Linked DNA regions of Homo sapiens: region 1 is linked to region 2. A link is an interaction called in ENCODE POLR2A ChIA-PET data of the cell type or tissue named here. Cell type or tissue: A673. All regions are shown on one strand. Links, peaks and the distances in the headings refer to the core of each region. The heading gives the core; the rest is flanking DNA.

Region 1 (16,546 bases), core at 5,353-13,352, 270 kb before region 2:
ACGATAAATGAACATACTATCTGATAGCTAATAATGCTTATATTTTACATTAACACGTTATATGAAGGGGGTAAACTGACCTAAGAATATACACAAAGATTCACTACTGTATCTTTTTAATTCAACTTTTATTTTAAGTTCAGGGGTACATGTGCAAGCTTGTTACACAGGTAAACTTGTGTCACTGGGATTTGTTGTACAGATTATTTCATCACCCACATATTAAGAATAGTACCCATTTAGTTATTTTTCCGGATCTTCTCCCTCCTCGTACTCTCCACCCCTCACACCGGCCCCAGTGTGTTGTTCCGCTCTATGCGTCCACCTGTTCTCATCACTTAGCTCCCACTTATAAGCGAGAACATGCGGTATTTGATTTTTTGTTCCTGCATTAGTTTGCTAACGATGACGCCCTCCAGCTCCACCCATGTTTCTGCAAAGGACAAGATCTCATTCATTTTTATTGTTGCATAGTATTCCGTGGTGTGTATGTGCCACATTTTCTTTATCCAGTCTACCATTGATGGGCATTTAGGTTGACTGCATGTCTTTGCTACTGTGAATAGTGCTGCAATGAACCTAAGCGTTCATGTCTTTATAACAGAACAATTTATATTCCTTTGAGTATACACCCAGTAATAGGATTGCTGGGTTGAATTGTATTTCTGTTTTTAGGTCTCTGAGGAACCACCACATTGTCTTCCATAATGGTTGAACTAATTTACACTCTCATCAACAGTGTATAAGTGTTCCTTTTTCTCCACAAACTTGCCAGCATCTCTTGTTTTGATTTTTTTTAAAGTAGCCATTCTGAATGGTGTGAGATGGTATCTCGTGGCTTTGATTTGCATTTCTCTAATGATCAGTGACGCTAAGCTCTTTTTCATGACTGTTGGCCACTTTTGAACAGTGTCTGTTTACGTCCTTTACTCTCTTTTAATAGGACTGTTTTTCTCTTGTAAATTTCTTGAAGTTCCTTATAGACGCCGGATATTAGACCTTTTTCAGATGCACAGTTTGCAAAAATTTTCTTCCATTCTGTAGGTTATCTGTTCACTCTGTTGACAGCTTCCTTTGCTGTGCAGAAGCTCTTTAATTAGATCCCACTTGTCAATGTTTGCTTTTGTTGCAATTGCATGGTGTCTTCATGATGAACCCTTTGCCTGTTCCTATATCCAGAATGGTACTGCCTAGGTTGTCTTCTTAGGTTGTCTTATAGCTTTGGGTTTCACATTTAAGTCTTTAATCTATCTTGAGTTAATTTTTGTATGCACACTTCCATATTTTTAGAGAAAATGAGATATATGAATTAGCAAATCTTTTGGTACCAATATCTTAGATGGCAAGGAAAAGTATCAACTGTCGTGTCACTGTGGGTTAGTAAGGATCTTATTTTGGTTTTGTATGGCATAATTAATATTCCTAATCTAAGTTCTTTGGTTCTTTGTTTAAAGATGTATTATGCTGTAATGTGGCATGTTTCTCTGATTAAATGTCAAAGAAGCTATTTAAAAGTAAGAGAGAAACTAAAAAAAACTGCAAGCCTTTTGAATGTTTATAGAAGGATAAAATATAGCACAGTAGATTTATAAAAACTCTGCTTAGGAATCACTGTACTCAACGGGGGCCCAGTACCTTCAGAAAAAGCTGATTTTTATGGTTTAAATCTGTTTTTTTATTCAAATGTCCTTTGGTCCTGTCACTGCAAACAGGTATCTTTCACATAAGCCGGTATAGTAAAAAACCAACAATATGTTATTTGAACCAGCTTCATATGACTTCCATGTCATAACTATCTCACAAGCAAACAATTATAAAACTAAACACATTTTTAAACAAATCACTAAGGGTATTAAAATCATTAAATTTAAAACAAAACAAGGTAAATAGGAAAACAGATCTAGCAATTAATTCCATTACAGAAACATGAGTACAAGTGTGTTAGTTCACACAGACAGATCATCTAGTTCATGAATCTATCTCTACCTGTGAGACTCACAATATTCAGTTAAGGTTTCTCATCCCTCCATTATGAAAAGACAGTATTCTATCAGCATTCAGATGACAATCTTGTCCTAGTAAAGGATGAGCCAAACACGAAACATTTCAAAGTAAACAGACACTAAAACTTCAATATATGGTTACATAATTGACAAATGGGGATAAAATTACCAAATGCAATAATGTGCTTTTTTACCTGATTTTTATCAGAATGTGGCTAGAGAAATAAGCAAAACCACAGACTTCATGACTAATAACCTAAAATGGGCCCTTAATGCTTCCCAGTAATCAGATTTGCCTTGTATTATTCACCCTCTACAAGTCTGTAAGGATTCAGGTCCCTGTTATCACTCTCTCAAGTTGCCTTCTTCTATTTCCCCCACACAAATACACACATTTTCTATTGTTTCTTTCCTTTATTTTTCCTCCAGAATACCATATACACTCATACGTCACATATCAACATTTTGGTTAATGATGGTCCACATGTATAAAATTATAATGGAGCTGAAAAATTTCTACTGCCTAGTGATGTCATAGCCATTGTAATGCTGCAGTATAATGTATTACATTTGTGGTGACGCTGGCGTAAACAAATATACCTCACTGCCAGTTGTACAGAAGTATAATACATATAATTATGTACGGTATATAATACTTCAGAATGATAATTAACAACTATTTTACTGGTTTGTATATTTATTATACTATACTTTTTATCTTCTGTATAATTATATACAAAAATAAATATACACCGTATTCCCATTAACTGACATGTGACTGCATTTTGGATAATTATATTTATTATCTGTCTTCTTCTACTTAGAGCAGATTTCTGTTCTGTTCACTCCTATATGCCCAGTGCCTAGAAAAGTGCACACAGGAAGTATTTAATATATATTTGTTGAATGAATAAAACCATGCGACTGTCAAAAGAAATCAACTTAATCAGCACTCTAAAATGACTTGGGCAATAGATTGGGTAGGTACAGTCTTCCTTCCCCTACCCACTTTCATGCAATATACATAGTAGACATTGCTAAAAGGTTATTTCTGTGTTTCTGGGCAGCCACCACCAATCAGAAGGTGTTCAAGATGTTTTACAGTTTGATAACCTTAGAACAGAAGTTTCAAAATGTAAAAAATTGCCAGTTTCATGTTGTTCTCTATCTAGCAATAATGAATTGCCTAATAATGTCCCATTTGAAAATAAACATGTCTTGGTCAAGCATATTTGCTTAAAATATTTTCATCGCTTTTCTATTCAAACTGCATTAGGAAGTACAACTTCTTACTGAGGGCTCATATTTAAAATCCATGGTGCCCTTCCTCTGAGGTTCCACTAATTTCAGCTTGGGTCCTTTGTTCCCCTACAGGTAGCTACTTCTGTAAGTTAGTCTCGATTTTACCTTGGCATTCTCATTTTGCCTTTCCAGTTCTCCAATACTCATCTAACCAATCCCATGTAGTGTATTTTTATTGTTAGTTGCTGTGGTTTCTGTTTCCCTGGCTGCACCCTATTAAAGTTACCAACCCTCTAGCTAAAACATGGTTGCTTCTCCGTATCTCTAGATTCCTCATTTAAAGGTCAGAATATTTTGTTGAAATGAAAATGATGGTGGTGGCGGTGGTAGTGGTGGATAAAAGGGTAGTTGATAAAGATGATGATGACCTCACTGATGTAATTAATGTATTATAATAAGTGCTTTGCACATATTGTCTCATTTAATTCTCATTAAATTTTGAAAAAGATAACACTTTCATCCCCATTTTCTACAGATGAGGAGACAGACTCCGCATGGAGGTAATTTGCCCAAGGTGGCACAGGCGATATGGCAGAATATAAATTTAAATCCAGGTCATCATCCTCTAAAGATGGTACACTTACCCAGTACTCTTTACTTATCTCTTTAAAATAGTTCAAAAAGAGATTTTGTCTTTATTGTTACCACTACATTTTACTGCAAAGACAATATATATTACCTGTAAAAAGAAATACATACTGCATCAATCCTTAGATCAGGGGTTAGCAAACATTTTTGGAAATGACAAAAAAAGAAGCGTTATGGACCATGCAGTAATTGTTGCAACTATCCAACACTGCTATTGTAGTTCAAAAGTAGTCATACACAATACACAAATAGGCATGGCTGTGTTCCAATAAAACTTTATTTACAAGCCAGGCATGGTGGCTCATGCCTGTAATAATCCCAACACTTTGGGAGGCCGAGGCAGGCAGATCACATGAGGGCAGTAGTTCAAGACCAGCCTGGCCAACATGGCGAAACCCAGTCAGTCAGGTATGGTGGTGCACATCTGTAATCCCAGCTACTTAGGAGGCTGGGGCATAAGAATCACTTGAACCCGGGAGGTGGAAATTGCAGTGGGCTGAGATCGCGCCACTGCACTCCAGCCTGGGCGACACAGTGAGACTCTGTCTCAAAAACAAAACAAAACATTTATTTACAAAAACAGGTGGCAGGCTACATTTGGCCTACAGATTGTAGCTTGCTGACTCCTGCTTTAGCTGCTTTTAAAAAAGGAGAAAGAAAAGGCTAAATAAGTCAATGAAGAAAATAGAAAATGGCTTTAAGACACCTAAGTTAACTTTTACTAACTATAAATGGTTTAATTCTGTTGCAATTCTTAGTCTACAATAAAAATAAGCCAATTCTCTCTCCCCAAAAACCATGGAAGCGACAATTTAAAAAACAAGGAAACAAGATATACATATGGAAATTTCAAGTTTCACCTACAGTTCTTTAAAATATCTTTAATTAAAAAGTCTATATAATAAAGCTGTGCTCTTACAACTGAAAAAATTTTGCCTCTATACTGAATATAGCCTTCCAGTTTGGAAAAAAAGTGATTAAAATGATATGATTTTTATTCTCTTTTCTTTGTTCTCCCTTCAAAATCCTGCTATGGTACTTAGTTTGGCTAAAGCAATTAATTCTTAATATTGATATGCATCTTGTTTGTTTTCTTTCTATCTTACAAAATACTTTCCAACTGATTTCTTTCCAAATTTATAACCCTTTGATACATCAGATCATCCTACCAAGATTAGTCAGATTTATATACAGATAAATGAGGGTGGGATCTGTTTTAATTTAAATGCCAGTTTATTGCTCTTGAACGTGGCTGTTAAAAAAAAATTAACAAATAATTAAACACCAGGTTATAATCCCCAATTCTTTTTCTCAGAACAACAAAACAACACAAATTGTAAAGCAATCATTTGGTTCCACTCTGTCACAGCTGTAACTTCTTCACATTTCAAAGCTGCTCCAGTCAAGAAGTCAGAGTTTTGATTTCACAGATACTGAAAATACTGTTCAGAAATGCTACCAAATTGGGGCTTAAAGGAAAAAGAATGAATAGGAAGTGCTCCTGTTACGAAGTGAGGAGGGAAAATCTTTTAAATAAATGCCTGGAGGGGCAAGTTGCGTGTATAGGCTTCTATAAAATTCCACTGCTCCCAGGTGGCACTGCCAGTTGGTTTGTATTTGCATACGCCTGTTAAAATTACCACATCAGTTGGTTTAAAGTTTTCTTTAAAAGGTGGTAACTGTAGGCTACTGTTCTCTACATAGTCTGAACAACTATTTTTACCTTTATCAAAATTCTAAACTTTGCTATAAAAATGGAGGGCTGGAAATGTTATCTAAATAATAGTGCCAGGAAGTACAAGGAATAATTTAAGAAAATTTATTTAAAGAGACTGATACTAAGTAAAATTTTCATGATAAAAATTTAAGTTCTTCAGATATGTAAGAGTATAAATGCTTCACAATTTTTTCACAGAAGGATCTGAATTACTTCTGAAATTCACAACTTTACAAAATCTGGTAACATAGACTTGCTAGTTTTTAAGCCATAGTGTTACATAAAAATGGCTTGGGAAATTTACAGTGATCCAACAATATTTAGAAGTTCCAAACTTCCACTTCGTCAACAGCAGATTAAATAAAAATTAACACCTGTATAACATCTGTTTATTCATTCAACAAATATTTATCAAGTGCATTCTCCATGCGAGGCTCTGGGGATACCAAGGGAAAAAACCACACACCCTGTAGCATCAGCTCTTGTGAAACTTACAGTTTAGTGGCTGACATTAAACAAAATCATTATCCAAATGACTACTGAATTAGAGTCGTGATAAGAGGTATGAAGTACAATTCTCATGCAAACAAACATTACTTGAAAATACAGGAGAAAAATGTTGCTCAGGCTGACTTGCCCTGATCCCATAAGCATGGTTCAGTCACTTTTCAGCACTGTTATTAACACATTATTTTAAAGGTTAACTTTAAAACTTCTCTGAATATATTTAGAATATATAAATTATAGCCTGTGAAACTTCTTTTTGCCTATCTATCCTTGACAGAAACGCCATCTAAACAATCAAGACACTATACAGAAGCTACAAAGAAGAATAAAACACATTTCCTAACTATAAAGACCTTATATCATAAATTTCAAATGTCTTCAAGCTAAGCCAATCTAATCTACATTAAGACACCAATTTTATAGTTTTTAATAGACTTTATATATTTTTTTAGAGCAGTTTTAGTTCCCATATGCCCCCTGCTCACACACATAAACTATCCATAATCAACACCCCTGCATTTCTAATGTACATTTGTTACAATCAATGAGCCCACACTGCCACATCACAAAGTCCATAATTTACATGAGAGTTGACTGTGGGGGCTGGATATTCCATGGGTTTTGACATGTGTTTAATGACGTTTCCGCCATTATAGTATCATACAGAATGGCTTTACTGTCCTAAAAATCCTCTGTGCTCTATTATTTATCCCTCTCACCTAACCCCTGGCAACCACTGATCTTTTTATTGTTTCCATAGTTTTGCCTTTTCCAGAACGTCATCTAGTTGGAAACAAGGGTGTGTATCCTTTTCAGGTTGGCTTCTTTCACCTGGTAATATTCATTTAAGGTTCCTCCATGTCTTTTCATGGCTTGATAGCTCATTTCTTTTAGTGCTGGGTGATATTCCATTGTCTGAATGCACCACACTTTATCCATGCACACACTGAGGAATATGTTGGTTGCTTCTAGGTTTTGGCAATTATGAACACAGCTGTTATAAACATCTCTGTACAGGTTTTTGGGTGGATGTAAGCTTTCAATTCATTTGGGCAAATACCAAGGAGTACAACTGCTGGATCGTATGGTCAATTTTGTAATTTAAAAAAGCTTATATAACCATTGTAACCAACTACTTTTGGTTTAATCTTCATCTCTATGCTTTTCTAGAGTGTCCTATTGAACAAATGATATAAATTTTATTTTTATTTTTTATATTATTTTTTATTTATTTTTATTTATTGTACAAATGATAAAAATGTGTTGAAACAGTGTTTAAGAACCAATTTTTGAGTCAGTACATGTAGGTGCACTGTAAAAGTTTCCAGAAAAACAGAAACATAAAATAGATCCTACAATATTTTTTGTGTCAAAGGGGGAACAATTGATTTCCAAGTCTGAGTCATCATATTAATTTCGCAAAGTTAGTAGCCTTTTGAGTAGAAAATTAAGAAACAAATGTGTCTGCCAAGGGTCAGCATCTCACAGCCAGTACAACAGCGTTTCCATCCAAACTGTGAATGTTTGGGGAGTCAATACCAAAGGAGACTATTTCCACCAATTTCTCTGGAAAATAACCTATCAATTAGAGTCAGTATTTTCAAAGCAGTTTAAGAAGATTGTCTACCTACCCTATACGTAGTCTACTTTTTAGTACAAAAGCACTACACTAATGAATATGAACAATTCCATTCCTTGGAGATGAAGAAAAAATATTTTATCAAAACACAATTATCATTACACATGAGACAAAATGAATGTGGTATGTACCGATAACACGGTTAGGTCAATCAATCTAGGATGGTCCAAGATGGAGATGTCTTGGTGTGAATTTCAGACCTGTTGCCTGGTGGGAATAGTCAGAAAATAAATGGTTATAACAGAGTGACCCCATATGCCTCTATTTACTTGGGAAGTCTGTATTTATGCCTGTTGTCTCACTTTAATTATTAATGATTCCCTCTTTTCATTAAAGTATCCTAGTTTGGTCTGAGTTATATAGTTATCCCAGTTTTGAGGAAATTGAATTCTCTTCTCTCCCTACCTCATTTCCTTGTGTGTATTTCTTCTCAGAGGGCAAGTAAGAATCATCAGTTAGAGAACTATTACAATGCTAAATAAAGTGTGATGCGCGCTTCACAGAAAGTCTAAGGGAAAAGACAGACAAACACACCTGCTTGGGCCCTCCTTAGCACAAGTTCGTATGTCCCTGTCTCTTCACTCATTCAACAAATATTTTCTGGTTATCTACAGTGTGCCAGCCACTGTCACAGAAACTGAGGATACAACAATAAACATAACAGAAAAATCCCACCCACATGGAGCTGACAGTCAAGTAAAAAGACAGTAAAAAATGTATAATAAAGAATCAGGTAAGAAGACAGAGTAATGTCTGGAGTGAAGGGGTGCTACCTTAGAGGAAGCAAAAAATATTAACGAGAGAAGTTAGATGTCTACTGCTGTAGTTCAGGCAACATATTATTGAATCAGTAGTTGCAGAAGTGTTGAAAAGTGGCCAAATCATAAATATATCTTGAATAAAAAGCCAACAGGATTTGGCATCAGACTGGATACGGAGCAAAGAAAAAAGGAATAAAAGATAATTTTAAGGGTTTTTGTCTTCAGCATCTTAGTGAATGGCATACTGAATAAAGAAGATTGAGACCAATAAAACTAGAAATTCTCTTTTTAATATGTTACCTTTCAGATGCTTAACCGAAGTGGAGATACTGAGTAGAAAGTTAGATATAAAAGTCTAATGTACAGGGATTAACTCTGGAATAAAGAGAAATACTGATGGTATTTAAGGGCATAGGACTAGATGCGATCACCTGAAATGTGAGTATAAAAAGAGAGTTCAAAGACTGAGCCCTGAGACATTTGAACATTTAGCAGTAGGAAAAAGGAGGATACTATAAAGGAAAATGAGGCTGGTAGAATATTAAAAGAGCAGTACTATCCACGAGTCAAAGGAGAAAAAAGAATTTAGAGGAGGGAGTAATCAATTGTGTTAACAGTTGTTGTAGGGTCAAGTAAAATGAACACTGAGAACTGGCCACTGGATTTGATAATCTACACTCACACAACGAGGGTTTTTTGGATGGTTGTTTTAATGAAAGATATTATAGCAGGTGTACATCCTGATAGGACTTATAGAGGCAAGTCTAGGGGCAGTACAGAGGCAAGACAGATGATGCAGTGAAGAGAGAAAGGGATTTCAGAAGTTCTTGAACAACCAAAGGGACTACGATCTAGTACAGAAGTGAATATGGGTAAGCTTTAGGCACACAGTTCATTTATTTTAGCAGGCTGGAACACAAAGCAAGATTATTTATTTGAGAATAAGACCAGGAATCAGGTATTGGAAGTTTAACGTGCAGTCTGCGAGTTGGTATAGAGAAGGCAGAGCTGCAATCCGGATGGTCTGGACTTTCTGTGGTGACAGGCTAAAAGGGATTTAGGATCTAAAAATAGTCCTCATGATATGTTTGGGGGATGCTTAGGGGAGCTTGGTACCAAGTGGATAATCACTTAAATTTAGTCATCTACACGTGACTGGTTTTCACCAATTTGTAGAAGGGAGTGCTAGGAGGGGAGGAAAGGTCAAAAAACTGGTAGTCTCATCAAGAATTTCAAAGGCTCTTTGGGGCACCTCCCTTAAATCCTGTAATTAAAGGTGTTGAGATCTCTGGTTCTTAAAAAAAGTGGATGGCTTGTACTTACAAATTAACTTAATCAGTCAACAATATTTACTGAATGTTTGAATGTACTGCGCTATCCTAGGTGCAATAATTCCTAATAATCTATATCTGAATTTGTTCATATACTATTAGAGTTAAATGATATAAAAATAAGCTAACAGGGGCACCTAACTCTAATGTAGCACTTACTCTGTGTCAGATGCTGTCCTAAGTACTTTATTAATATATACATTAAATTATTTGGTAGAAGTGACTCAATGACACTGATACTGTTATTCTCTCTATTGGACAATATATCCAATGCATAGCTCTAAAAATTAAATCCTCTATAACTCAGAAGGCATCTGTTTCAGACAAACAATATTTTTTAAAGTGTACAAATTAGCCTAAATATTTTTCCACACAGGCACTTGAACAATGTTTTCCTATATTTTTGACTTAGGACAGGGTTTTTCCTCTAAGCAGATTATTCAACTCAGCTAATATTTACTCTTTAAGAAAACTTTATTATTCTATTTCAATTCTGACAAGTTTTCATGTCTGTTCCATATTCCTAAGAATACAGCTTTGCTGCTCTCAGCTTAATTTGGCATGTTGTGTTTTTTTTTTGGGGGGGGGGGGGCTTTTTGAGTATTTATAGTGCTCTATATGTTGAGATTTTCAAGTAGTCCAAAATGTATGAATAGCTGCTATACACACATTCAAAATGACTGAACACTTCACAGTTATTTAAAGTTCATATGATTACTACTGACATTAATAAACGTCGATATCACTAAGTAAATAAAACTTTTCACCTAGGCGTTAATCAAGTAAAGTCTAGCAGCACTGTGCTGGAGTTCTATAAAACCCTGCTGAATATAAAAACTGGTCCCAGATTGGAACAGGACTGTGTATGCTAAGTAGGACGGGGCCGATTATTGAGTGACCCTCAACACAAGAATAGGAGGGACGCTGAGGGTGCGGAACCAAGGAGGGCTTCGCAATGCATAGAGAACTTTTTCTATACTAATCGTTTGAAATTAAGGACAAAAACACTATGAAGCCTCAAACTGAAAAAGTTTCACCAATGTAATTCATAAGAAACTCATTTTTATTTAACATTAAAAAATAAAACAACCTCTCAAAAAACCCACAATGTAAAATGAGATACAATGAAATGATAAAACTGAGAGACAGTGTGTAAGCTATTTGGTTATCACTACTGAGTGGGGACTGAAAGGGGTGAGGAAATCAGGGGAATCGGGGCAGTGTGACTGGAGGATAGTATGAAGAATGGAGGGGAAGAAAAGGCAGTGGAAAAGGAGATGGGCTGCTGTGAAAAACCAAAGACACTTGTGAGGGAAGAGAGAAGATCCAATCAATACAGGTACTGAAGAGGTATTAGATTAGGTGTCATATTTTGGAAGGCCAGGAGATAACATTTGAGGTGAATGGAATAAAAATTAATTAATTCTATAAGCATTTATTAACACCAACTACATGCCAAACCCTAACTGAGAAGCTAGGTGTCTTGCAAAAGTTTATAACCACTCAGTTTCCTTATCATTCAAAAAACATTAATGACTTCCTCCTGAGTTCCAGTATCATAGTAGAAAATGGCACATAATCTTAGTTATGAACATGAATACCTCCAGCAGACAAGCAATTTAAATGAATCTGTAAAATAAGTACAGGTTCTTTTTATGTATTGTGTATATTTGGGGGGATATTAAATCAGATACTTTTCATACTGTATTTGGGGGGGATACTAAACCAGATAGTTTTCATACTAATAGAACTTGATTTATAACAACTCTCCAATCTGCAAAAAGTATCATGTGGCTTAGTCATATGGAATTAGATTCAAAGTTAATCTTTCTGTCAAATCTTAGAGTATTTTTGACATCAGTGAAATAAGAGACCTCTGTTATTTACCAATCGCAGTACAAAACACTATGACCTTATTATATTCATAGGTATATATTATATGCTCTAAGTATGAAATTTCAATCTACGTTGTTTCTAACAATAAATCCCTTAGTGCTGCAAAAGAAAGCTGCCAGCCATGAGTCAGTAAGTGCAATTTAAAAAAGTATTCTAGTATCAAGTAAGATCCAATTATATCTCAAGTTATTTTTCAGTCCCATTATATTTTAACTTGTCAAATCAACTCCAGTAAGTTATAAAAAAATTAAGATATATAAACTATCCAATGTATCAGTTACAAAAATGTATAAAATGAAAAACAAAATGTTGGTACTCCAGTGCAAGAAAAACAGAAGCTAAAACCTCTACCCTAATACTCCTATTTCTAGAAATAAAATAGAAAGGTAATGAAAAAGACAAGATGAGAATCAGGAAAGAGGTCTGAAAGAAATAAAAACTATTAATAACTCATATACTAGCATACAGGAATGCTCTGAACCAAACTGGGTGGGGGCTGTCATGTAAAATGGCTTTGCAGAGCTGACTGCGAACAGGGGTCATGACTCTCTTCTGGCGCAATCACAGCAACGTTCTGCTCCTACTCCCAAGCGGCTATAACGTAACTCTGTGGTTTCAACACTTTATACATGAACTACTTTTCCTGTCTTTTCATTTGCCTGCTTTTAATAAACCGAGTGACAGATATATCAATGCTAGTGTTATCTGTGCATACATATATAGAAGGGTGTGCATTTACATAAACCATATATATATATAAAAAGTTCTAAAGATATCTGTCTTGTTGACAATGGAAAATATCATCTAGTATTAATCTACAATGAATAACATTGTCAACCTTTAGTCTTTGCATCCTTTCGTGATATATGTAATTGCAGTCAAAATAAGGTTAGTAAAATTCTTGGGGCAGTATTCAATTTAAGAGTTAAATCAATCGTTGCCCATTCAATAAGTTTTGATTGTAACTTAACCTCAATGCCTACATAATGACTCCCCCTTCCTAGGTAATTCCATTTCTCCCAAATATTTGAGAAAAGTAAGTAGAATTTCTTACTTAAGAAAGCTGATGTTATTTTAAATCAACACCATTAAAAGACAATTCTAGTAACCAAAAACAGTAAAGAAATTTATAAAAAACATATAAAGAAATATAGAACTGTTGACAGTTATAGTTTATATTTATTGAGCTGCTTCTATTATTTTCTTTAAAAGACAGCTTTAAGGGAATTTATTTTAAAAGGTCCTAAGGAATGTGTATGTATGTATTTTCCTAATTTAAATATCACTGATGTCAGAGGACAAATGCATTCTCAACTTGTTTTTAGACCATTTCTCGTCCTTTTATTTTTACTAAAGTTGAACTGACTGCTTAAAAATATTTAGAAATATGAATATTTCCTCAAACCACCCTTGTAGCAAACAATAGGTATTTCAAACAATTATTAATTTTTCTTTATTTTTCCTCCCATAGACAATAGCTCATTTCCTCAAAAAGTGGTGTTATGTGATTTTTTTTAATTTTGAGAGACTTTTAGTATTTGCTCATCTCTTTAAATTGTGATTTGACTATGTGAAAAAATATTCCATGACTGTGTAATTGCACAAGTTCACTTAATTTCAAATTAAGCTAGATAAATAATATTTACAAAAAACGATTCATTAAATCCCTTGAATAAGCCATAATATAGCTAAGATGTCAGTATATATAATACTAGCCAATTATATTAAATTGAATCTATTTTCAAAACACTGAAAAATGAAAATATTTCAAAGTATCTTCTGTTTCTTTACTGTAACAGTCTCCCTAAGGTTATCTAATAACATACAAAAACTAAACAAATCAGCATTTTCTTTGGTCAGACATCATACTCTACAGCATTTAGCACAGTCTAAAAAGGAGATGAGCATTATTAATTCATATTTTATGTATCAATGGGCTTATATTTTTAGAAAAGTCATTCAATTGAATCTGAGGCTATTTTGTTTGGTATTACATAAGAGCATAAGGAAAAATATTTCTTGTTCCCCCTTTTGTGCTAAAGACCTACACGGATGGACAGAAAACATACATTTCTACACATCCAAGGTTTCAAGGCTATTCTTTAAATAAAAAATCTATATTAAGACATTTTTACAGAGCAAACGTAAACAGAAATAGATTGAAAATAATTTCAACAAGTGGTATGTTACCTGGGTGGAGCTGGTGGCTACCGAGATGCAGTCAATAAAGCTGTGTCTTCGAGTGAAAAATGCAACTATCTGCTGCCAGCGTGAAGGTTCTGGCTCAGCTTGCAGTTCATCTGACGAGCCCTTTTTTGCCCAGTGTTTCTGCTTTGGGCCTGCTGAGCCATGGCTAGAGCTAGTATTGCCTCCTCGACTGCCGCGAGAGTATAGAAGTGTGTTGTTTCCGAAAATGTAATTCATCTCTGCAGCCCTGCAGGTGGTTGCCAAGCAGGCTTACTTCTCTACCAGCTGCTGAGTGGTGAATGATCGGTAAAAACTGCAGCTACAATTACAGCAGCATCACTTGTAGATCAGTGAAAATAAAAACCTTGAGAAATGATGCTCATTTTCTCAGTGATTTCTTCCTATGAAAGAGCTCGTATCTTCCCTCTGTACCTGTTAGCTGTATGATGGCTGAGTTTATTTTTGCAGACAAAAAAGACGACATAAGGTGGATTTCTTTCTCATGATTATTTTTTCACCAGCGTCTGCAGGAACCAAAAGCTGTTCTTTTGTTAGCTGATAACTAGATGGATTGAAATCCAGGAAGTGAGGTCGATTAGCAGGTAAAGAAGGATGCTATAAACACTGGACTACCAAGACCCTGTGGGGCTGCCTGATTTAATGCACTGCGTGGAAAAACCCTGGATTACCAAGTTTCAACCACAGTCTGTAGTAAAATCCAATGGCACCTTCACTGCTTATATAAATTATAAATATGAACTGAATTAAAACATATAAGAGGATTCTCTCTGCAAATAGTTCTGACTGTTAAAATGATTTCACTAAAAGAATCTTTGTCATTCATATCCAAATTTCTACACCAGGCAGATCTTACACATTATCTGGCACTGGCTCTAAGTTGTTCAAAGGTGCTGCCTACATTAAACTCTGACTATCTAACGATAGCGCTTCATTACAAATGGATTTTCCTTTATCATTTTATGTAATGTATTGGTTTTTAATGATTAACAACTGGGTCTCAAGGTAGATTAATTACTAAAACAAGTATTTTGCTTCTGGAACCTTTATGATAAAAAAGAACTTTCAAGAAATTATCAGCATCATCTCTCTAGTATTTTATAAACATTCATATTACAAGGTCATAAATTTCTAAAAATGAGAAAGAATTAACGCTGGTAAATTTTTCGTTTTATAATCAGTGAAATGTGTTTTATCCAACTCTACATAAATACCACTCTGGTTCACCAAATACTATCACCTGATTGCTAAAGGAACATATTCTAACATCTAATATTTAGGTTAACATAATAGTTCGCCTGAGAATTGCCTGGGGCGCTAGTTATATATGCAGATTGGTGTATCCTCTCCCCATCAAAATGTTTACGGGCAGGGGGAACCTGGGAATTTTTATGTTTAAAATGCTTCCCAAGTGACTCTTAAGTACCTTCAAGTTTGAGAACCACAAACTCCCAAGCAAGCCCTCTTAACACTGTGCTATATTAGTAATTACAACAATGGTCATTTTAAAACAATATGTGAACAAAAACGCTACTTGATAATTTACTATTGGTTGAATAATCTAATTTTTAAGCTGATAAGAGCATATCGTAAGTCCCAACCTCAGCCATGGATATTTTTTCGGATGTGGACTGACAGAATCTTCCTTGTCTACGTGCTTACCAGCACCAACTGGATGCAGCCTTTTGTCAAACTACAATGTTGAGGTCCACTGCAAATCTTGACTCCGCAAGAAAACATGCTAATGCTGTCTCTATGATGCGTCTGCTGAGAAGTGAACATGTGCTCAGTAAGGGTGAGAGCCATGTGGGACTCTTGAGGGCAAGATATTTTGTGACAGAGATTATACCAGAAAGTTTGGTGCTTCTTCCCAAGGACTGTGCCGGCAGTAGCTGACAATTTATGGCCCCAGAGTGATCCTATCTAATTCGGAGTAGAGAATGTAAGAAAATACTAAGGGCGGACAGGTAACTAAGAATCCTCTTGTGAAGGAAAAAATGAAACCTCCCAGAAAAAAATTCAAGTTTTGTTATGGACCAGGTACCTAGTAAAGACCTGATTAGTGTGGTTTATATAAATGCTACGGTAATTGGTCTGGCCCTAAAATATGTGCCTTGATCCATGTCTGATGAAAACTTCAAGGGGAGGAGAAAACTGATATGGGTTCTGTTATTCTGAATTAGTATGGATGAAGATACTGAATACAACTGTTGAATGCAAATCTCCTACCTCAAACTGTAAACAGTACCAAAAGACATACAATAGTAGGCTCTTAGTGAGCATCTATTTATCCTACAGAGCCAGAGAACTTAGGGGTCAATGGTAGGCTCTTAGTGTGCATCTATTTACCCTACAGAGCCAAAGAACTTAGGGTACAATCTAAAGTTGACAGATCACTGCCTCCCATATTTCCCCAATGTACAGGGAAGAAATACTTCTTGATGCAAATTTCCTATCCAAATCCATTCACATCAAGAAAACAACTTCAAGTTTTGGGAAAGACTTCTTTATGAAAATGTCCTGTTACATGACCTACAAAAATCTAGGAACACCTCATCCATTGGCCAGTAGTCAGTATATGCACACAAAAAATCTAT
Region 2 (16,546 bases), core at 3,760-11,759:
AGCCCTGCTGGCTCTCCATAATCCGTGTCTGGGGTTGGAGTGGAGCCCTGTTGGCTCTCCATAATCCATGTCTGGGGTTAGAGTGGAGCCCTGCTGGCTCTTCATAATCCGTGTCTGGGGTTAGAGTGGAGCCCTGCTGGCTCTTCATAATCCGTGTCTGGGGTTACAGTGGAGCCCTGCTGGCTCTTCATAATCCGTGTCTGGGGTTACAGTGGAGCCCTGCTGGCTCTTCATAATCCGTGTCTGGGGTTACAGTGGAGCCCTGCTGGCTCTTCATAATCCGTGTCTGGGGTTACAGTGGAGCCCTGCTGGCCCTCCATAATCCGTGTCTGGGGTTGGAGTGGAGCCCTGCTGGCTCTCCATAATCCGTGTCTGGGGTTGGAGTGGAGCCCTGTTGGCTCTCCATAATCCATGTCTGGGGTTACAGTGGAGCCCTGCTGGCCCTCCATAATCCATGTCTGGGGTTGGAGTGGAGCCCTGCTGGCCCTCCATAATCCATGTCTGGGGTTGGAGTGGAGCCCTGTTGGCCCTCCATAATCCATGTCTGGGGTTAGAGTGGAGCCCTGCTGGCTCTTCATAATCCATGTCTAGGGTTAGAGTGGAGCCCTGCTGGCTCTTCATAATCCGTGTCTGGGGTTAGAGTGGAGCCCTGCTGGCTCTCCATAATCCATGTCTGGGATTAGAGTGGAGCCCTGCTGGCCCTCCATAATCCGTGTCTGGGGTTAGAGTGGAGCCCTGCTGGCCCTCCATAATCCGTGTCTGGGGTTAGAGTGGAGCCCTGCTGGCCCTCCATAATCCGTGTCTGGGGTTAGAGTGGAGCCCTGCTGGCTCTCCATAATCCGTGTCTGGGGTTGGAGTGGAGCTCTGTTGGCTCTCCATAATCCATGTCTGGGGTTAGAGTGGAGCCCTGCTGGCTCTTCATAATCCGTGTCTGGGGTTAGAGTGGAGCCCTGCTGGCTCTTCATAATCCGTGTCTGGGGTTACAGTGGAGCCCTGCTGGCTCTTCATAATCCGTGTCTGGGGTTAGAGTGGAGCCCTGCTGGCTCTTCATAATCTGTGTCTGGGGTTAGAGTGGAGCCCTGCTGGCCCTCCATAATCCGTGTCTGGGGTTAGAGTGGAGCCCTGCTGGCTCTTCATAATCCGTGTATGGGGTTAGAGTGGAGCCCTGCTGGCCCTCCATAATCCGTGTCTGGGGTTAGAGTGGAGCCCTGCTGGCTCTTCATAATCCGTGTCTGGGGTTACAGTGGAGCCCTGCTGGCTCTCCATAATCCATGTCTGGGGCTGTTTGAGCTCTAGCTGTATCTTAAGCTGTAGCTGTAGCTGTTGCTGCTGCTGTCAATGATGAAGCATCATTGCTGCTGTCAATGATGAAGCTGGGAAAAGGGGAGGTGAGCTCTGGGTTTTCAAAAGCCATTTTTGTCTTTTTGGCAAACGCTGAAAGAGTCAAGTTTTGCTATGGACTTGTTTTCTCTTTAAAAACCAGTCAGGCATGTAGGGGGCAAATCCACGCATCAGCCTCATGTGCACTGAACTCCGAGGAGCAGCCAGGAACGAGGCCTGGTGTGTGGTGAGCAATTAGAGCTACAATTCTAGCAGCAGAGCATACAAAACCAAACCAGATCACCTCCAAACCTCCATATGCCTGACATCCAGTCTTGAAATCCTAGTCATTTTAGTCATCTGTGACTTCTTCAATCCCCGTTCAATTTGCATCTCATTCAAAGCACACCAAGTCCTCTTGCGTCAGCTGTTGCACTGCACCATGCAAGCATTTACAATTCCTGCTGCACCTCCGTTCCTGGTTTACATTTATCACAGTTCATAGAATGTTAGTTCCTTGGGGGCTGAGACCATGTCTTATCATTTGTTTTCCCCTTCCCCAGTATAGTGACTTTCATAGAGTAGAAATTAAAAATATATATTATCTGCCTAACATTTATGTCTTCCTAGACAACAATACTCATCTGGAGAAAGACTAGGAATCATACATAAATGTAAAACATAATGGAGCTATTCGGGAGATAGTAAAGGAGTGCAATTGTGTCTTTATTTCCTGTTTGTTTGGCATCTCCCATACCAAAAGACTGGGGGCCCCACCTCATGATTTCTTCCATAGTTTAGAGAAGATGCCTGCTTTTCTTGTGGCCAAGCCATGAGGGTCACTGCCCTATGGACGATGGAAGACATAACAGAAAGCAAAGAGGTGAGAGCCTCCCCTTCTTGCTCCAGTGGACACTGCGAGAAGGAAAAGAGAGAAATAGGGGAAGGAAACAGACCTGAGATTTTTGGCCCCCCAGCCCCACCCCCAAGCTTGAAATCCAAGACTGTGGATTAGGATTAGGGGTTGTTAGGTAGTCTTGGGGGAAAGCAAAAGCAAAGATTTTTTTTTTTTTTAACACGCCTTCCATTCCACGGTGGCATTTGTGAGATCAGCTTGCAGGCCCCACCACTAAGAGGGGGTAGCCATACTAAGAGTGAAAAATGCTCACATACGGTGGTGAGGCGGGGAGAGGCCTGTGTCAATGCTCCCGCAAGGGAGCATAGGTTCCCTATGGAAGAGCCCAGAGGTTCCTATGTACCCCTTGGGACATAGAGATGGTCATTGAGGCAAAAGCCAATGGGCCTCACATGCGGGATCCACGTTGAGGAATAGGGTGGTCTTAGGCTGGAGGGGTATGTAGCTGAGACTCAGAAGGTGTTGAGTCAGCAAGGGGGTGCGCTAGGCACTGACTGAACCACAAGGTCCACTGTGGAAATCATAAACCAATCAAATACCTGGCCAGCAACAGGAACCCACAAAGACCCAGAGGCCAGCACAGGACAAGCAAGAACTCCAAGGCTACTCCCCATCCACCCTGCTGCCATCTTGGGGAAGAACAGGGGGACGGGAGAGAAATCAGCACTTCTGAGCATTTGCCCCAGTGAGCCTCTCAAAACTGAAGTCAAATGAGTTACTGTTCATTGTCAAGTGCTCATGATCTTTACTTGCACTGTACAACAGGGAGAGGACTCTCAAGAAAGATTAGGCCAGTCATAGAACAACCTCCACATACTCTTTTTCACCTCTGAGCAGTTGTACATAAATTTGCCACTGCATTACATATCTTTATCAAGTATTTGGTCTTTCTTTATCTAAGAGTTCCTTAAAATATGGTCTAGTGTTATGACTACTCGTGACACCAAATAATTGGGGTGTCTTCAGAACTAAAAATTGATATCTAGTCTGGGTGGCTCACACCTGTAATTCCAGCACCGTGGGAGGCCAAGGTGGGCAGATCACTTGAGGTCAGGAGTTCGAGACCAGCCTGGCCAACATAGTGAAACTCCATCTCTACTAAAAATACAAGAAGTAGCCAGGCATGGTGGCCCGCTGTAATCCCAGCTACTTGGGAGGCTGAGGCAAGAGAATCACTTGAACCTGGGAGGTGGAGGTTGCAGCAAGCCGAGATCACACCACTGTACTCCAGCCTGGGTGACAGAGAAAGACTCTGTCTCAAAAAACAAACAAACAAACAAACCAAAAAGATATCGAGCAAATGGATGTGGTTCCAAGATAACAAGAAGTTTGAAAGAATACTTCAGCGTATGACATCATAAGAAGACAGGACATCTCGCTGCTTGACTTAGGCAAAGTCATGGTGGGGGTCCCCATGTGTAATGCACTAAGTCCCCTCAGGGATGTCTTCCACCCTCTTACTGTCCCCTGTGAATTGCAGCAAGATGGGTTCTAGAGAGAAAAGGAGGGCAAGGTGGCCTGGAAAGACAGGGAGCTCAGACAGAAGGGCAAGCTGATAAATACACCTATTTATCACTGCACAATCCTTGGTCTTTCTCGTCCTATTGATTTTCATGCTTTGCTGTATATGCTGCTGTGTCGGAAGGAATGCGTGTACTTGCAAACAACCTTGCAATGGAGTGATCACAGCTTCAGCAAAAGGCTTCAGGCAAAACCTCCCCTAACCCTAACTCGGCCTCTAGTCCCATTTTTCCACCACTGTGTGTGTTAGAAGGGGATGGGCCCTGTCTCCAGATCTTCAGTCATCATTATCTGGAAGGCCAGGTCTTTGCACATACCCATCTTGGAATCCTTGAGCTATTTCCCCTTATGTTTGATGAGTGAGTGAATGCATGAAAGGATGCATGCCAGCCTGGGCAACATGAGGAAGCCCCATCTCTACCAAAAACACACAAAAAATAGCCTGGCATGGTGGCACACTCCTGCGGTTGCAGCTACTTAGGGGGCTGAGGTGGAAGGATAGCTTGAGCCCGGGAAGCGGAGGTTGCAGTGAGCTGACATCACACCACTGTGCTCCAGCCTAGGTGACAAAGTGAGACCCTGTCTGAAAGAAAGAAAGGAAGAAGGAAGGAAGGAAGGAAAAGAAAGAAAAAGAAAAAAGAAAGGATACATGAGTGAGTCTAGGCAGAGGTGGTAGCCTACAGTTCTTAGAAAAAAAGAAATCCTTGTGGGCTTGATTTGACAGGGGAAAGGGTGAGAGGCATAGCAATCTGCCATAGAAGAGATTTGTTGGTTCCTGTCTTCTCCTAGCCTAAGAAGCAGATCTGGGGAAGACCTAGAGGACTCTGGGGTAGCCTGTGATCCTGTGTGACCATGAGAGCTCCAGGGTAGCCCAGAATTACTCCTGATCAAGAGAAGCCCCAAGAATTTGAGGTGGTTTCAGGGCAAATCAAGTTACTTCAAAGCACTCGGCTTCCACTTACTTGATAAAAACCTCAGAGGATTGTGTGACTGAGAGGAGGGTCAGGAGAGGTCAGGAGAGGAGGGGAGACCCTGCATACCGAGAACAGTTGTTTCCATGAAGGAGGCTAGCAGGGTATGAACATTTCTTAGGAGAAAATGTATCTGAGAACGAACAGGGGAGAGAGGTGAGAGGTGAAGGCTGGGAGCTAGAGAGGCAAGAGGGGCTGGTGGAGGGTTGGGATCAGAAAGGGGCATAGTTAAAGTGGGGAGGGAGAAGGCAGATGGCAAAGGAATACCAAAGCCTTTGCAAAAACACAGATGTGAAGAACCAAAAGATGGCCAGGTGCGGTGGCTCATGCCTGTAATCCCAGCACTGTGGGAGGTCGAGATGGAAGGATGACTTGTGCCCAGGAGTACAAGACCAGCCTGGGCAACATAGTGAGACCCCCATCTCTACAAAAAAATTAAAAAATTAGCTAGCTGTGGTGGCGCATGCCTGTAGAATCAGCTACTTGGGAGTCTGAGGTGGGAGAATTGCTTGACCAGGGAGGTCAAGGCTGCAATGAGCTGTAATTGCCCCACTGCACTCCAGCCTGGGTGACACAGAAAAATCCTGTCTGAAAAAAAAAAAACAAAACAACTCAGAAGGCCTTAAATCTCCAACACTACTCCCTACCTCACTCCACCTGTCTTTTAACAAGAAAATGGAGGCTTTGAGAGTTTCAACCAGTAGTTCAGCATCACACAAGCCATGGAGACAGGTCAGGGTCCAGGCCAGGACCACTGGCTCCTGGTGTAGAGCTCCTTGAGTCTTGTGCAACACCTCTGGACCTCCCAAAAAGAGACGGTTTGACTGAGAAAGTTGAGGAAGTGGCCTGAGCGAAGAAGATGGACCAGGACAATGAAGATGTCGGGAAATCCATACAACTTTGCCCACTAGGAATAGACAGCATTCAGTGAATAGCGTTCAGTCCTATTAAAGCTCCTGTTTGCGAGGAACTGGCAAACCATGAAGCTCTTCTTGACTAGAAGACAATTACTGATGAAAAAAATTAATGGAGGCCTATGCCTTTCCTCATGTATGAGCTCAGAGCAGCCATGAAAATCAAGAGTAGCTCTTCTGAAGCATCAGCAGAACTCCCTGAGCCTTCTCCTCACTCCCCACTGACAAAAAGAGACCCAAGTCTCCTCAACAGGATTCCAAGGGCAGGGTGAATGTGTGGTTGATGAAGGAAAGATTCCTTATGGCTTTAGACTGTACTGTTTCTGAGGGGGGAAACGTGTTTGCCTTTGGAACACGTGCTTTCTTTATTCAATCAAACGAAGAAAGCAACCTGAGCCTGATACAAAAACTCACAGAAGAGGCTCTTATTGTCTGAGACCAGAGGTCTAGAAGCCTCTTCCCTGGGGCCCCAGGAGAAAAAAGGTGGAACAAACATTAACGCTCATTCCTATGCCGCCTGGGTGTTACTGTGGGCTTCATGACTCAAGAAAAATCTAAGAGAGAGAGAGCGCTTTGTGAGTTTTCAGACTCAAAAGTTAGAGACTGCACGGACCAACCTGAGAGCAGGTGAGTCCGGTTAGGAGGGAGCAGAAGTGCTTTTGGAGGGTGCTCATTGCCGTGTTGTTACTCGTGGCGGGGAAACTGAAAGTCACCCAGAGTGTGTCACGGGGAAAGTGAAGAGGGAAAGCTGGCTAGAACAACACACGGCAATGTGGATGGATCATAAAGGCAGAGTGCTGGGTGGAAGGAGGAGGGAAAGAATGCACTATGTGAGACAACACCATTTAGGTACAACAAAAACACATGAAAATACCACCATATGGTTTGCAAGAAATATACAAAAGGATATATACTAAATCCATAATTGCCTATGGGGGGAAGGAGAATGGGAGGGGTGCATGGAAGAATAAACATAAATAATGAACACAAAAGCAGGCCCTGCACAGACCAAAGAGGACAGCATGCCTTTGTACTTGAGGTCCAAATGTGTAGGAGTGGAGGGGGACTCCAAGTAGGCCCTCCTTATAAAGATCTAAGTCTGTCCTTGTGAGATTCAGGAAAAATTCTAAGTAGATGCGTGCTCTAGGTTCTGTTGCTACTCTATGAAATCACCCTGATCCTTCAGGAAAGAAATCTACATGTGCCTGATGTGTAAGCTTGTGGGGCCTGAAGAGTCAGTGGGTCCGGAGGAGAGGGCTCACTTCTACCCACTGGCCGCTAAGATGTCATCCTATCTGGGGGCCTTTGGCTCAGAATTCCAGGTGTTGTGGGGGGGGTACGGGAAGGCGGCCTACACTGAGATAGCCACAGTAGGAGGAAGTGCTACTATCTACAAGAGAGGACGCCTGGCCAAGACACTGATGGAACTTTCTGATATCTCAGAAACAACTGTTATCTTCAAGAAGCAGGCAGTGGCCCCCGGCAAGCTCTTGTGGTGTGTATTATCAATGTGCAGGTGAGCCAACTGAGGCTTAGAAAGGTTAGGCAGTTTGCCCAATGTCACACAACTATCTAAGTGGCTGGGGCAGAATGTAAACTAGGTGTGTATGGCTCTAAAACCTGAGCTCTTTTTTGTTTGTTTGTTTGTTGTTTTTGCTTTTGTTTTTTTGAGACAGAGTCTCGCCCTGTCGCCCAGGCTGGAGTGCAGTGGCGCGATCTCAGCTCACTGCAACCTTTGCCTCTGGGTTCAAGGGATTCCCCTGCCTCAGCCTCCTGAGTAGCTGGGATCACAGGCGTGAGCCACCACACCCAGCTAATTTTTTTCTGTATTTAGTAGAGATGGGGTTTTACCATGTTGGTCAGGCTGATCTCAATCTCCTGACCTCAGGTGATCCACCCGCCTCGGCCTCCCGAAGTGCTGAGATTATAGGCATGAGCCACCACAACCAGCCAAACCTGAGCTCTTAACTGCCATTTTATAACGGGCCCAAAATGTCCATACACACACGTGCACACTGTCACATGCACACTTACCGGGGTATGTTGCAAAAGGTACATGTCATGAAATGAATTCATACTCTTGGAACTTCCATCCTGCTCTTGAGGCGCTGTGGAAGGGGATTCTCACGGGCAGACAAGGGCAGCTGGGATGGCCTCAGAGTTCCCGTGCAAAACCAACTAAAAGTGACAAGAAGGAGACAGACGGGGGGAGAAGCAGGGTAGAGGAAAAGGGAGGAGTTTCTCAGGGTGTGATGTGGCTTCAGAAATAGCAACTGAAGACGAACTTGGAGAAAAGCTTTGACGCAGACATGTCCTTGAGTGCAATTCCATCCGAGGCTGGAAGAGATGGAAAAAATGAAGGTCATCGGAAGAGTTCTGATGAACCCACTCTTATCTCTCATGCACCTCTCATGGCAAATGATGATGGTAGAAGAAGTGGTAAGATTTCAGAGTCTGAAGGGACACCCAGAGGTTGTCTCAGCCGATGCCTTGGAGGGCAGTGGAGAGGACAGTGACTTGTTCCAGGCCACACAAAGACAAGAACGGAGGCCTCTGGCTCCTAGGCCAGTGCTGGCCGACCTGTGCCAGATTGCTGTCCTCCTAAGTCAACTTGGATGGACAACACCCTCTGCCTACCCAGCAGGCCCTGTTCCTTCTTCTGCTCCTTCTCCTTCCAGTGTTTTATTCTTTCCAGGAGCTGTTTCTTCTCAGGAGTAGGATAAGAGGCAGGGAGGCCAAATACTGCCTCCCAGGACTAGAGGGCAAGTGCTCAGGGGAGAAGTTCTGGACAGATGGGCAATTTGGCCATGGTTGAACTCTCATGGCTTGCCTTCTTTTCCGGCCTCTTCCTTATGTATCCCTGTCCAACTTCTAAGCCCTCCCATTCTTTCATTTTAAACCTGAGGTGGGGAGCTGTGGCCTTAATTTTGAAAATTTGGTTGAGTTTCTTCTTCAGGGAGAGACCTGGACCCTGATGCAACCACAGCGGGGCCTCCCTCAGCAGGAGAACCAGAGTCTGTCTCAACAGATTTTCTTTCTTCCCTCTGAAGCAAGAGCCACTCCCAGAACACAAAAGACACAGAGACTCCTGTCTCCTTGGGGGATTTAATTACTGACATTAGCTGATATCCTCTTCAGTAGCAGCGTCTCTGCCTCACTGCTTCTGAAGAAGAGGGACGTGGAATTTAAATTCTTATCCAGGCTGGGTAGGAGACATTCCCCCACAGGCACACGGAGAGTGTAGGATAAGTGGCCACCTACACAGTTTCAGAGGCTCTGAGCCCCCGAACACAGCCACCATTCACTAGCAGATGCCTGAAGTCCACCACCCAAGTTTTTGCAGGTTATTGGACCGTTAAAATTCAAATATTCCTGGAAGGGATGATAGTGATGACCAGCCACTTGCAACTTGGTATAATTTATGTTCAGATCACACTCCAGAAGCATTTTTTAGAGGGACAGGGGCTGGCGGGGGGAGAAAATCATCGGATGACTGACGAGGGAAGGAAGTGAAGCAAGAGCAAGGTCCATAGATTAGAAGGGGAGAGCCCAGGAAGAGGCCGGGGGCTCAGAGGGTGAGCCTGGCCGGCCCTGCCAGCTGGCCTGGAGCAGTGGGTCTCCGTGTGGCTCCAGGATCAGCAGCACCAGCATGGCCTGGGGTCCTGTTAGACACGCAGATTCTGGAGCCCCCCTCCAGATCTACTGAATCAGAAACTGGGGGTGGGGCCAAGCAGTCTCTCCATTTTACCAAGCCCTGCAGGTGATTGATGCATAGTCAGGTGTAAGAACCACTGGCTTACAGCCCGTTCTGTGTGCAATACGTCACCAACCTCCCAGCTCCCCATCCCCGGCCACTCATCAAGCTCCCTTCTCTGACCTGCCTTACGACGACTCCTTGGCTTTGCTAGAGGGAGGCACGAGAAACCACCATGGGCGTGGTTAGGAGAGTGGCAAAGTAAAGCTCTTTAGCCGTGAAAGCTCTGTGGCATAGGAGATGGGCTGGTGACAGAGAACATGGCTGCCTTTGGCTATAAGGGCAAAGGGTTTGGGGCGGAGCTGGGGGAATAGCTGATGAGGTGAAATTGCAAGTGAAAACGAGTGATCATCCGAAGGAAGCCCCCCAGAGCAGCCCCCTGGGCCTCCGAGACACTCAGGCAGGGATTGTACTACGTGAGCAGGTAGAAAAACAGAGACAGAAGCCTGCTGAAGAAGGCTGAAGGACTGACTGGGGCCCCAGAGGGTGTGGGTTCTGAGCTGGGAGGTACCATGGGGTGGGCGAGCTCACCTCCTCCCTCCCTCAGCATTTCCTCCCTCTGGGTGCTCAAGATGCATTTCTTAAGCCAATTCATTTCCTGGTTAATCCCCACCCCCATCCCCAACTCCCACCCCAATGCTTGGCCCAGGTAACCCTTGTGGCAGAGACAAGAAGGAGATCCAGGGACTCTGACGGTGAAGGCTGAACGAGTCCTCTGCAAGCTGGACACTTCCTTACCTGGCTCTATTTTTCTTTACAGCACTTGTCAGCATCTGAAATACCACATGTTTTTTCTATTTCCTTCCACTAGAATGTGAGCTCCATGAGGGCATTGTATTAGTTCATTCTCACACTGCTGTAAAAGAAATGCCTGAGGCTGGGTAATTTATAAAGAAAAGAGGTTGGCTGGGGGAGGTGGCTCACACCTGTAATCCCAGGACTTTGGGAGGCTGAAGTGGGCAGATTGCTTGAGGTCAGGAGTTCAAGACCAGCCTAGCCAACATGGAGAAACCCCGTCTCTACTAAAAATACAAAAATTAGCTAGGCATGGTGGCACATGCCTGTAGTCCCAGCTACTCAAGAGGCTGAGGGCGGAGAATCGCTTGAACCCGGGAGGTGGAGGTTGCAGTGAGCTGAGATTGTGCTACTGCACTCCAGCCTGGGTGACAGAGCGAGGCTTCTTCTCAAAAAAAAAAAAAAGACGATGATTTAATCATGTGATTATAGATGACTTTCTCTTCTCTACACTTTGTCACTGTAGGGAACAAAGAAAAACTTCCTCTTTGCTCTCTGAAGGTTTGCTGACAATCAACTGACAAAAGGCAGATGAATCAGAGACAAAGACAGTACAAATTCATTGTACTGTGCGTAGCATGGGGGACTTGCAGGAGAATGATCACCCAATAACCCAATGGAATCCAGATGTTTATATAACTTTCTTCATAGGGGAGGGAGCAAATGGGAAATGTAGGTAATTCTTTCTTATTTTTTTCTGAATCTAATTTGAAAAGCCATGTTATTTCTTTTGAGGATCAATAAATTATTATTAGGGAGAATGAGTGGATCAAAAGTTAATCTGTAAATGATTCTCTTTGGAATGTGAATGACCCTGAGAGACAGATATCTGATGAAAAGGTCCATCCTGGTGTGGTTACATTCCTCAGCCTTCATCTCTGTCATAGACATTGAGATTTCAGGGAGGGGATGGGAAGCAATTGTTCTCCTTGGTGGGTCCAGTTTTTATGTAGCTAAGAAAAAACCCATTCCTGCATCTGCTGATCTCTAAGAGCCTTAATTCAAAATACTCATCATACTGCGGCAATGTATTTTGGTGTGAAATTATTCTGGTTTCCTCCACCACCATTCCAAAAGGGCTCCAGTGTAATTTAGTACAGTGTATTACAGCTGAGAGATTTGAAGACACAAATTCTTTCTAAAGAGGAGACAAAAATAAGGACAATAGGAATTTGAAGCAAGGCCCTTGGCCCCCTAAAGGCTTGCTGAAAACCATCATTGACATGAGGCAGATTGATTAATGGGAGAAAAGGCATACAGATTTATTTAATGTGTATACATGGGAGCCTTCAGAATGAAGACCCAACCTCCCAGTGATGTACAAAAGCTTGTATACCATCTCGAGGTTACCGATAGAATGGGGGCTTGCATCCTGATCAAACAGGCTATGGTAGCGGGCAGAAGAGGAATTCTCTTGAGAGGATTACTAGGAAGAGTGAATCGATTCAGGACTCTGAGACAGTCACTGTACCTGTAACGTGTCTGTTCAGGTGTGCTTAGGTTGTTGGACTCATTTTCCACAGTAGATAGGCAGATAAAGGAACTTCAAGTTATATGGCAGAGAAAGTGATGAGGGAGGTCAGAGAGACCTGGAAGCTTCTTCAGCTCAGCATGTCAAAATGCCGTATTTTGGGGTATTGGTTTCTAAGCCCCAGCATACAGAAAACATTATACATGGCCCAACTTCTAGCCAGATTAACATAAATCTCACACTGATGGGCTATTTACATCAGTTTCTATTACTCAATTACATCATTTTTGGCTTTCAAAAAATGTTATAAGCTATGCTAAAAGGCAAGAAAAAGCAAAGTCTGAAGAAATGAGCAAGCACCAGAACCAGATCTGGATATGATGCAAATGCTGGAATGATCAGACAGGGAATTTAAAATGACTATGATTAATACATGCAGGATTCTACTGCAAGGACATAGAGTTAATGTAAGCTCAGAGATGGAAACTCTAAGAAAGAATCAAAAGAAAACACTAGAAATTGGCTGGGTGCAGTGGCTCACGCCTATAATCCCAGCACGTTGGGAGGCCGAGGAGGGTGGATCACGAGGTCAGGAGATTGAGACCATCCTGGCTAACATGGTGAAACCCATAAAAAATTAGCTGGTCGTGGTAGCACACACATGTAGTCCCAGCTACTTGGGAGGCTGAGGCAGGAGAATCGCTTGAACCCAGGAGGCAGAAGTTGGAGTGAGCTGAGATGGCGCTACTGCACTCCAGCCTGGGTGACAGAGCAAGGCTCCATCTCAAAAAGAAAAGAGAAGAAGAGAAGAGAAGAGAAAAGAAAAGAAAAAAAAGTTTAATTGGCTCATGGTCCTACAGACTGTACAGGGAGCATAGTGCTGGCATCAGCATCTGGTGAGGGCCTCAGAAAGCTTTTAATCACAGTGGAAGGTGAAGCAGGAGCTGGGTGTCACATGGTGAGAGTGGAAGCGAGAGAGAGAGGGGGCAGGTGCCACATGTTTTTAGACAACCAGATCTCATGAGAACGCACTCACCGCCTCTAGGACAGCACCCAGCCATTCATGAGGGTCCACCCACGAGACCCAAACACCTCCCACCAAGCCCCGCCTCCAATATTGGGATTACATTTCAACATGAGATTTGGAGGGGACAGTCATCCAAACTATATCAGGCATTATCGACTACTCTATCTGCTTTATTTACCAACCAGTCCCCAAGGGCCTAGGACAGGGCTGGCACATAGTAAGCACTCAATAAGTATAAATTTTTAAAAAATGAATGAATCTTAAAGTCATTCCAACCTTAAACTTTGCTCCTTGTCTATCAACATTTCTGCTAATATAAAAATGATTTTTCTCCAAATGGTAGAGTAAAAATCAATGTCTCGTGTCTTCCACAAAGCTGGGGTTTCAAATGACTGCATACATCACAGCTCCAGGCACCACCAGAGCAAAGCTTCCCTAGGATCAGGCAGCAAGGATGAAAGAGGATGGGGCTGTGAGGGCCAGGGCCCCTTTGTGGAGGAAGAATCAGTTTACAGAGGCTCATGTCTCCGTTCAGCCAGATGAGTGTTTCTGGGAGGTGGGAGAACAGAAAAGTTACAATCAAGTGTTAAGATGATGTCAACAAACTTGTCTACCCAGTGCCTGGCCCAATAAGGTTATCAAAATCTCCATTTCAATCTGAACTCCAGTGAAATTTTGATGAACAAGATATTCAGGGAACATTCCTTGCAAGACAAGGCTCTCCTTGACCTCAGGAACAGAGCCTTAGTCCCTTTGTTCTAGTACTGGGCACAGGATGTACCTAGAAAGCCCTAAATGAATGCCTGATGAATGAAAAATATTCATTTCAATTCATTTTTTTCTGATACGAAATTATATTTCAGGCCTTGTCTTTAAAAGTCATTCTAAGATGTATTCAGTAACATTTTTACATTAGCAAGTGAAGAGTACTGACTTCCTTGCATCTTCCCATGAGCATAAAACGTCACGCAAATGGCCATTTGCAAGCACCCTGACTCTCCCTGATCATGTGTCACTGTGGGAGGCTGTGGGCAGGATGCAAAAGGGGTATGAGATTGAATTTATTTTAATCCCCAGAAATCATGGACCATTAAAAGTATCTCTTGATACCTTTTTCCACAGCCTAATTTGACACATGGAGAACCCAAGGCTGAGAGAAGGGAAGCGGCTTCCCCAGGGCATTCGGTATGTGAAGGGCATCATCAGAACTAGAATCCTGGTCTCTTGACTCCCAAGTTCAACACTTTTTCCATTTTGTAGATTCATCTCTATCTCCTAAGAGTAAAAGGCAGGAGAAATTCAGATTAATTCATGTTTAAATTCTATACTAAGGTAAAGAGATATCAGTTTGTCTATAAGGATATGTTTATTGAGATTCTACTTTATATGGTACTCAGTTAGTACTATCTTTGTTACTACAGGGTAATAAGATTAAGCATATACAAAGTTGTTCCTATCCATTGCATAATGCTATCAATAATAATAGTAAGTTTCCATTTTTTGTCCCTGCTTATTTAGTCCCTGCTTATACGCCTTATAGGTATTACCACGAGTAATTCTCACAACAGCCTGATACAATATATTTCTGTATTAAGCCTCTTTGGGTTGCTCATGACAGAAACCCAACTCAAACAAGCTTAAGAAAAAAAGGAATTACTGGTGCACATGAATGAAAACATCAGGAGTTGTCCGGTTTCCGCCCAGGCTGGCTCCACGGGCTCAGGTAACGTCAGAAACCTCTCTGTCTCCCTTCATTTCCACTATGTTAGCGTCACTCTCCAGTATGTTCTCTCGTATATTGGGAAAGATGACCCCCAGTAGCTCTGGATTTCATGAACTTTACATCTTATGACAGAGTCTCGCTCTGTCACCCAGGCTGCAGTGCAGTGGTGCAATCTCGGCTCACTGCAACCTCCGCCTCCCAGGTTCAAGCAATTCTCCTGCTTCAGCTTCCTGAGTAATTGGGATTACAGGTGCCCACCACCATGCCCGGCTAATTTTTGTATTTTTAGTAAAGACAGGTTTCACTATGTTGGCCAGGCTGGGCTTGAACTCCTGACCTCAGGCGATTCGCCCACCTCAGCCTCCCAAAGTGCTGGGATTACAGGTGTGAGCCACTGCGCCCGGCCTTTTTTTTTTTTTTTTTTTTTTTTTTCTGATGGAGTCTCTCTCTGTCGCCAGGCTGGAGTGGAGTGGTGCGATCTCCACTCACTGCAACATCCACCTCCTGGGTTCAAGAGATTCCCCTGCCTCAGCCTCCCAAGTAGCTGGGACTACAGGCACACACCACCACGCCCAGCTAATTTTTTGTGTTTGTTGTTGTTGTTTTTGAGACAGAGTTTCACTCTTCTTGCCCAGGCTGGAGTACAATGGTGTGATCTTGGCTCACTGCAACCTCCGCCTCCCAGGTTCAAGCGATTCTCCTGCCTCAGCCTCCCGAGTAGCTGGGATTACAGGCACGCGCCACCACACCCGGCTAGTTTCGTATTTTTAGTAAAGATGGGGTTTCTCCATGTTGGTCAGGCTGGTCTCAAACTCCCGACCTCAGGTTACGCCTGCCTCGGCCTCCCAAAGTGTTGGGATTACAGGCGTGAGCCACTGCGCCTGGCAATTTTTTGTATTTTAGTAGGACAGGGTTTCACCATGTTGGCCAGGATGGTCTTGATCTCCTGACCTCATGATCCGCCCGCCTCAGCCTCCCAAAGTGCTGGGATTACAGGCGTGAGCCACCGCTCCCCAGGCTATGTCTTATGATTTTAGAAGGAGAGAGCCCTATTTTGACCCAGCATCCACATTTCCCCTCCTCACGAATCTTGACTGAGCATCTTTGGGTCTTGTGAGCGTGTCTTCATCAATTATTGTGTCTAGGAGAATTGGGATATTTTGATCAGCCGCTCTCTAGGGTGGGGGTGGAGAGTTTCTTTTATCAGTGGAATGAAAGAAGGGCAATTCATAATCCCATTCTACATAGGATGAAGTGGAAATTCAGAGAAATCAAGGACTGGACCATAATTGCCTAAAGGCCAGACGGCCTGTTAAGGGCAAAGCTGGGACATAAACTAGTTGTCTCCAAAGCCTATTTTTAAAATTTTTCCTGTTGTTGTCATTGAGCAGGGGAAGGACTCATTCACATACCTTAAAATTCACCGTTTTAAAGTGTGTAATCCAGTGAAAACCCTGTTTAATCAACAGGCCAAGTGTTTTCAACTTCGGTGTGATCACTGTTCACTTGTGAAGTATGTGGTAAGCAATGTGTTGCTATTAATAGCTGAATTACCAAAGTTATTAGAATGATTTACTTCAAAAAATGGAAATCAGAATTAACAAAAGATTACCCTGTTCATAATGCCATCCCCATTTCCAGGCCGGGCTTGTTGGCTCCGCCTGTAATCCCAGCGCTGTGGGAGGCCGAGGCGGGTGGATCACCTGAGGTCAGGAGTTCGAGACCAGCCTGGCCAACATGGTGAAACCCCGTCTCTACTAAAAATACAAAAAATTAGTCAGGCATGGTGGTGGGTGCCTGTAGTCCCAGCTACTCAGGAGGCTGAGGCAGGAGAATCGCTTGAACCTGGGAGGCGGAGGTTGTAGTGAGCTGAGATCACACCATTGCACTCCAGCCTGGGCGACAGAGCGAGACTCTGTCTCAAAATAATAATAATAAAACAATGCCATCCCCATTTCCTTGAACTCTGATGTCCAGCACAGCTCCTGCCTAGAGGCGTTGGCACCCATTTGGAGTGGTTCCAAGGAGAAAATGGCAGAGCACGTGACACAGCCTGCCATAAAGCTGTCTCCATCACAAGACAGAATGGGTAAGCACCCCAAGACAGTACAGAGTGTTCCAGGAAAACTACTTA

The links. ChIA-PET counts read pairs that join two places held together with the same protein. Peaks named below come from ENCODE experiments on the same cell type or tissue, not always from the same donor. Only the 100,000 strongest peaks of a DNase experiment are listed, where the experiment ranks them.
Region 1: POLR2A ChIA-PET joins it to region 2 with 6 read pairs; 2 of 35 experiments call an interaction of 5 or more read pairs at or near these places.

Annotation. Positions count from the first base shown.
Region 1 is chr3:197,169,641-197,186,186 of GRCh38, forward strand. All of the region lies in intron 5 of DLG1 (discs large MAGUK scaffold protein 1), which reads right to left. Among named protein-coding and RNA genes, the nearest start is that of MIR4797, 120 kb to the right of the region's middle. In A673, for the core only: no CTCF peak of the experiment used is centred there; no DNase peak of the experiment used is centred there; H3K27ac peaks cover 253 bases.
Region 2 is chr3:197,437,345-197,453,890 of GRCh38, forward strand. It overlaps LOC105374308 (a long non-coding RNA gene), which reads right to left. Exons shown (of 5, transcript NR_189108.1): 3 at 7,677-7,979. Among named protein-coding and RNA genes, the nearest start is that of LINC02012, 64 kb to the right of the region's middle. RefSeq lists a silencer at 10,560-10,760. In A673, for the core only: no CTCF peak of the experiment used is centred there; a DNase peak (open chromatin) is centred at 8,707; H3K27ac peaks cover 1,117 bases.